Linked DNA regions of Homo sapiens: region 1 is linked to region 2. Evidence: read pairs that join two places in POLR2A ChIA-PET (ENCODE). Cell type or tissue: Panc1. All regions are shown on one strand. Each heading gives the region's core, and the rest is flanking DNA. Links, peaks and the distances in the headings are about the cores only. Region 1 has its middle 4.7 kb from the start of SCAF8. Region 2 has its middle 52 kb from the start of MIR1273C.

Region 1 (2,922 bases), core at 292-2,791, 180 kb before region 2:
AATCCCATCTCTACCAAAAACAGAAAAATGCACAAAGTAGCTGGGCATGGTGGAACATGCCTGTGGTCCCTGCTACATGGGAGGCTGAGGTGAGAGGATCGCTTGAACCTGGGAGGCGGAGGTTGTAGTGAGCTGAGATCACACCACCACACTCCAGCCCGGGTGAGAGCGAGACCCTGTCTCAAAAAAAAAAAAAAAAAAGATTCATCATAAAGAGAAAGTCATGAATCTGCTAGTGTACTCATTGGGGAACAAATGTTAAACCTAAATCAGTATTTAAGTTTAATATTAAATCACTATTTAAATTTAACACTAAATCAGTACTTAAACTATAAAGCGTATAAATTTAAATTTTCTTGATCTCTGACTACTACTACTAGTGATGTGTGCTGTTTTACCTCTAGCCATTTGAAGAACTACCTCTTTTTTTTTTTTTTTTTGAGTCAGAGTCTTGCTCTGTCACCCAGACTGGAGTGCAGTGGTGCAATCTCGGCTCACCGCTAACCTCCACCTACCAGGCTCAAGCGATTCTCCTGTCTCAGCCTCCTGAGTAGCTGGGATTACAGGTGCGCACCACTACCACCCGGCCAATTTTTGTATTTTTAGTAGAGATGGGGTTTCACCATGTTGGCCAGGCTGGTCTCAAACTCCTGGCCTCAGATGATCCACCCGCCTTGGCCTCCCAAAGTGCTGGGATTACAAGCATGAGCCACTGCACCCAGGAAGAACTCCCTCTTCATCAGGCAACAAAATACTTATCAAACCCAAAATTCCTACTTATTTTAAATGAAGTTGGTAAAAGTAAAATGTTTACTTTTAATATCTTATGCTTCTCTCAGGATGCCTGGTTTGGGTATCAAGTTTGGCGACTTTGTGAATTATATGGTGCCCATTAAAAAAAATGAGATAGGAAATTACTGAATTATTAGAAAGGGACAAAATATTTTTAAAAATCTCATAATCCTAGTATACTAATACAATTTTTATTTTTCATATCATTTTCAGGCCTTACATACATACTTTTAGAGCTAAAATACATTAACAGTTTGTTTTCTACGCCTTTGTACTTAATAGTCTCTCATATACATTTCTTTTATATTCCTAGTCCTATTCTAACCATTTCTTTAAATTTGAAAAATTGTGATTAAATACATATAAAACTTATTTTTAACCAATTTTAAGTGTACAGCCCTATGGCATTAAGTACGTTCACACTGTCATGCAACCGTTACCACCAGCCACCTCCAGAAATTTTCATTTTCCCAACCTGAAGTTCTGTACCTATTAAATGACAACTCCTGGTTTCTCTCTCCCCCAACCCCTGGAAACTACCATTCTGCTTTCTGTCTCTCTGAGTTTGACTATTCTAGGTAGCTTATATAAGCGGAATCATACAGTACTTGTTCTTTTGTAACTGGCTTTTTTTCTCTTAGCACAATGTCTTCAAGGTAAAACTGTGTTATAGCATGTATCAGAATTTCCTTCTTTTTTTTTTGAGACGGAGTTTTGCTCTTGTCACCCAGGCTGGAGTGCAATGGCATGATCTTGACTCACTGCAACCTCCGCCTCCCAGGTTCAAGCAATTCTCTTGCCTCAGCCTCCCGAGTAGCTGGGATTACAGGAGCGCACCACCACGCCTAGCTAATTTTTGTATTTTTAGTAGCGATGGGGTTTCACCATGTTGGCCAGGCTGGTCTCGAACTCCTGACCTCGGGTGATCTGCCTGTCTTGGCCTCCCACAGTGTTGAGATTACAGGCGTGAGCCACCGTGCTGGGCCTTGAATTTCCTTCATTTTTTAAGGCTGAATATTCCATTGTACCACATTTTGTTTATCCATTCATCCATCAATGGACATTTGGGTTGCTGCCACCTTTTAACGATTGTGAGTAACACTGTTCTGAACATGCATGTTCAAGTCTCTGCTTTCAGTTCTTTTGGCTACATACACATACGTGAACTTGCTAGATCATATGGCAATTCTATGCTTAGTTTTTTGAGGAACTGCCAAATAGTTTCCCACAATCTTTTAAAAATCATTTTATTGGTAGTATAATAATTCATTTGTCTCTATACCCTAATTTACTAAGCATTCTGGAATGTTTGCTTCCTAAGTTTTCTTTTTTCCAATTGGGTGGGAATTAGTTTTAATTTAGACAATGCTCCAGGTTTTTGCCCCGTTTTAAAAGTACCTCATAAACATATATTATTCCTTCTAATAGCTGATAATTCACGTTGTTTTTTTTTTTTTTTTTTTTTTTTTTTTTTTTGCTTAGTGCTACCTCACAATTATCCCTTATCTAAGAAGTGCCCTGTCCATGGGAGCGAGTACCCTCTAGCTAGACCTATGCTTTCCAATATGGTAGCCACTAGCCACATACTTAAACATGAGTCAATTAAAGTAAAATAAAATTGGAAATTATCTTCCTCAGCTGCCCTAGCCGTATTTCAAGTGCACAGTAGCCACACAGGGCTAGTGCTACTGAATTGGGCCGCACAGATTCAGAACATTTCCATGACCCCAGAAAGTTCTATGGTGACTACTGCTCTAGACTATTTTTGACTCTGACCTCTTGGCCATGGCTGAATTCATTTCTATAAGTTACTCCCAGAAACTATTTAGTCCTCAGGGACAATCTGATGATAACATTTACAGGAGAACACCAGAAACTTTAGATTATGAAATATCTCTTCCAATGACTGAAGTACTCCTGACCACTATTTCCTATCAGTCTTTTGAGAACCAAATTAGTGGTCAGTTTCTTGGTGATGGTCACCTAATCCAAGCTGGGTCAATGAAATTCCTTATTTCTTTCCTTGGGAATTTGGATTTGGGAAGGAAGAGGTCGTCATTCAGGTCCTCAAGTTGTCTAGAACTATAAAACCAAAAGTAATAGATTCCACTAGATAAAACAGAGAATTGG
Region 2 (2,922 bases), core at 161-2,660:
TAATCGCGGTTTTGCCATTACTTCCTTTTTTTTTTTTTCCCCCAAGATGGAGTCTTGCTCTGTCACCCAGGTTAGAGTGCAGTGGTGCCATTTCGGCTCACTGCAACCTCTGCCTCCTGGGTTCAACCGATTCTTCTGCCTCAGCCTTCCGAGTAGCTGGGATTACAGGCATGCACCACCATGCTCAGCTAATTTTTGTATTTTTAGCAGAGGCAGGGTTTCACCATGTTGGCCAGGCTGGTCTCGAACTCTTGACCTCGTGATCTGCCCACTTCGGCCTCCCAAAGTGCTGAGATGCAGGCGTGAGCCACCACGCCCAGCTGCCATTACTTTCAATGGCAAAAACCGCAATTACGTTTGCACCAGCCTAATACTTTTCAGGGCTGTTTGGCAGTATTAAATAAGCGATGTAAGTTACCTGACACCAGTGGACTGCTAGCCAGTGACATCTGTTTGAGCAGCACCTTCATTTCCATTTGCCTTCATTGTCGTCCATTTTATGAAAGAATCACTGTACTATGCATTTAGAAACCAAGGACAGTTATAGCAAATACATTGTTTATGGCAGTTTGTGCTGCAGAAAACTGGTTCTAAAATTTTTCATTTTCCTCCAGGTATTACTTCTACCTCCAGACACTACCACTTCTCAGATTTATTTCAAAGAGGTCTTATCCTTTGCACCATATTCCCATTGAAAAGTAGGGATTTGGACCTCCTACTGTTTATTTACTATGAAATTAGAGCTAGTATTATGGGAGCTCAGTGCACACTGGTAATTGCTTATAAAGGGTGATCCTTGACTCTGTGAGGATGCACTTCTTCATAAGAACTATAGCTATTTATGGAGTTTGAAATAAGCCCACCTGTTTGTCATGTCCCCTCAGCATGGATCTCTGATCCAGATACTTCACAGATCTCTGGAGTAGCTTGAGTGTGTATGAGAGACTAGGCTTTATTTATTTGTTTTTTTGTAGAGATGGGTTCCCTGTGTGTTGCCAGGTTGGTCTTGAACTCCTGGCCTCAAGCAGTCCTTCTGCCTCGGCTTCCCAAAGTGCTGGGATTACAGGCATGAGCCACTTGAGTAGGCTTTAGATGCAGCAGCTCATGTTGGGTTTCACACCTCAAAATGGAGTTGCGTAGCACATAACAGCGGGTGTCTGCTTAGCGGCTCAGCATACGCCAAAACACCATGCACAATGGAGAAAGCAGGAACTGGGGACTGAAAGCTAATAGAATTCTAGCTCTGCTCTTTGCCATGAGACACTGGGCAAAGCACATACCTGACCCTCAGTTTCTTTCCTTGTGGAGATAGTTATATCTATTTTGCAAGTCCTGATTATGCAGAGACACTAATCACATATCATGCAAGCTCTAGTCGTCATGTTCTGTTAAATCCATTTTGCAAGAATTCGTTATAAAGCACTTAATATATGAGTGCCAATAGTAGTAATAACACTATGCAGAAGAGATGAAGAACATAGGAAATAATAAATTCATCAGTATTCAGTGTTGGGAGCAAGAGACAGTGTTTTTTGTTGTTGTTGTTGTTTTTTCAAAAGTGAGCACCAGCCTTGGGCAGGTCGCCTGAGCTCGCTCATCTCAGCTGCCTCCCCAGGCGGAAGCTGACTCCCTTGTTGTAAGGACCAGAGCACAAACATGAGAAGCCTTTGCAAACTAAAGCACTCTCCAAGAGACATTGTCAAGCCCGTCATCTCCATGCCTCTGTACTGTTCCTTGCATTTCTCCTTTTCAATACCCACATTCTTCAGCGAGGAATCATTTCACGCGTACTTGTAGTGATGCCATCAGGCACTTACAGTATATACTAAATCATCCCAGAGGCCAGGCATGGTGGCTCACACCTGTAATCCCAGCACTTTGGGAGGCCGAGACGGGCAGATCACTTGAGATCAGGAGTTCAAGACTAGCCTGGCCAACATTTCTCTACTAAAAATACAAAAATTAGCCAGGCATGGTGGTGTGTGCCTGTAATCCCAGCTACTCGGGATGCTGAGGCACGAGAATCACTTGAACCCAGAGGGCAGAAGTTGCAGTGAGCCGTGATCGCACCACTGCACTCTGGCCTGGGCATCAGAGTGAGACCCTGTCTCAAAAACAACAACAACAAAAAATCATCCCAGAAAGCCATGGTCATAAAAATACTTGGCCAGAATCCCATAATAAATTTTACTTACATTTTAAGTTCATTTGTCGAGACAGAAACATTTATTTCTCTTATTTGGCAACAAAGAAACACACATTTAGTCTGTGTTAGTATATGTGCCTGTGTTTACAGATCATTTTACAGGTCCCCACTCCATAATTTGAGTGAATTTGTATCATTTTCTTTTTGTTCACCATTGTGATCTCTGTGCCTTTACTACTTAAATATTGATTTGCTGTGGACAACTGCCCAATCCGGTTACAACCTGGCAAATCTTATCCAGATTTAAGAAAATGACTCTGTAACTTTAGTCTTGTTGCTATTGAGAGTCAAATGACTGAGCTTATCTTCATTGCCTTTTTCTTTCTTGGGTAGCTTTTAAGTCAAGTTTTTTGTTTAAGTAGCTTTTAAGTTTGAAGAATAAACTCATTAGCAAACACTTAGAATAATCCAAAGTAATAGATGATATTTTGGCACCAGTTTTGTTTTGTATGGATTATTCACACGTTTCCCTCGATGCCTAAAGCACAGTAGAAAGATGAAAAATATTTCAGCCACCTTTCTTGTCACACATGACAGGATGCCTTAAAAATAAATGATGCTGGGCGCAATGGCTTACGCCTGTAATCCCAGCAGTTTGGAAGGCCAAGGTGGGTGGATCACCTGAGGTCAGGAGTTCGAGATCAGCCTGGCCAAAATGATGAAACCCTGTTTCTATTAAAAAATACAAAACAATTAGCCAGGCGTGGTGGCGCCTG

Evidence for each region. Peaks named below come from ENCODE experiments on the same cell type or tissue, not always from the same donor. Only the 100,000 strongest peaks of a DNase experiment are listed, where the experiment ranks them.
Region 1: POLR2A ChIA-PET joins it to region 2 with 5 read pairs; 2 of 35 experiments call an interaction of 5 or more read pairs at or near these places.

What each region holds. Positions count from the first base shown.
Region 1 is chr6:154,727,237-154,730,158 of GRCh38, forward strand. No RefSeq gene overlaps it. Among named protein-coding and RNA genes, the nearest start is that of SCAF8, 4.7 kb to the right of the region's middle. In Panc1, for the core only: no CTCF peak of the experiment used is centred there; no DNase peak of the experiment used is centred there; H3K27ac peaks cover 277 bases.
Region 2 is chr6:154,903,773-154,906,694 of GRCh38, forward strand. No RefSeq gene overlaps it. Among named protein-coding and RNA genes, the nearest start is that of MIR1273C, 52 kb to the left of the region's middle. In Panc1, for the core only: no CTCF peak of the experiment used is centred there; no DNase peak of the experiment used is centred there.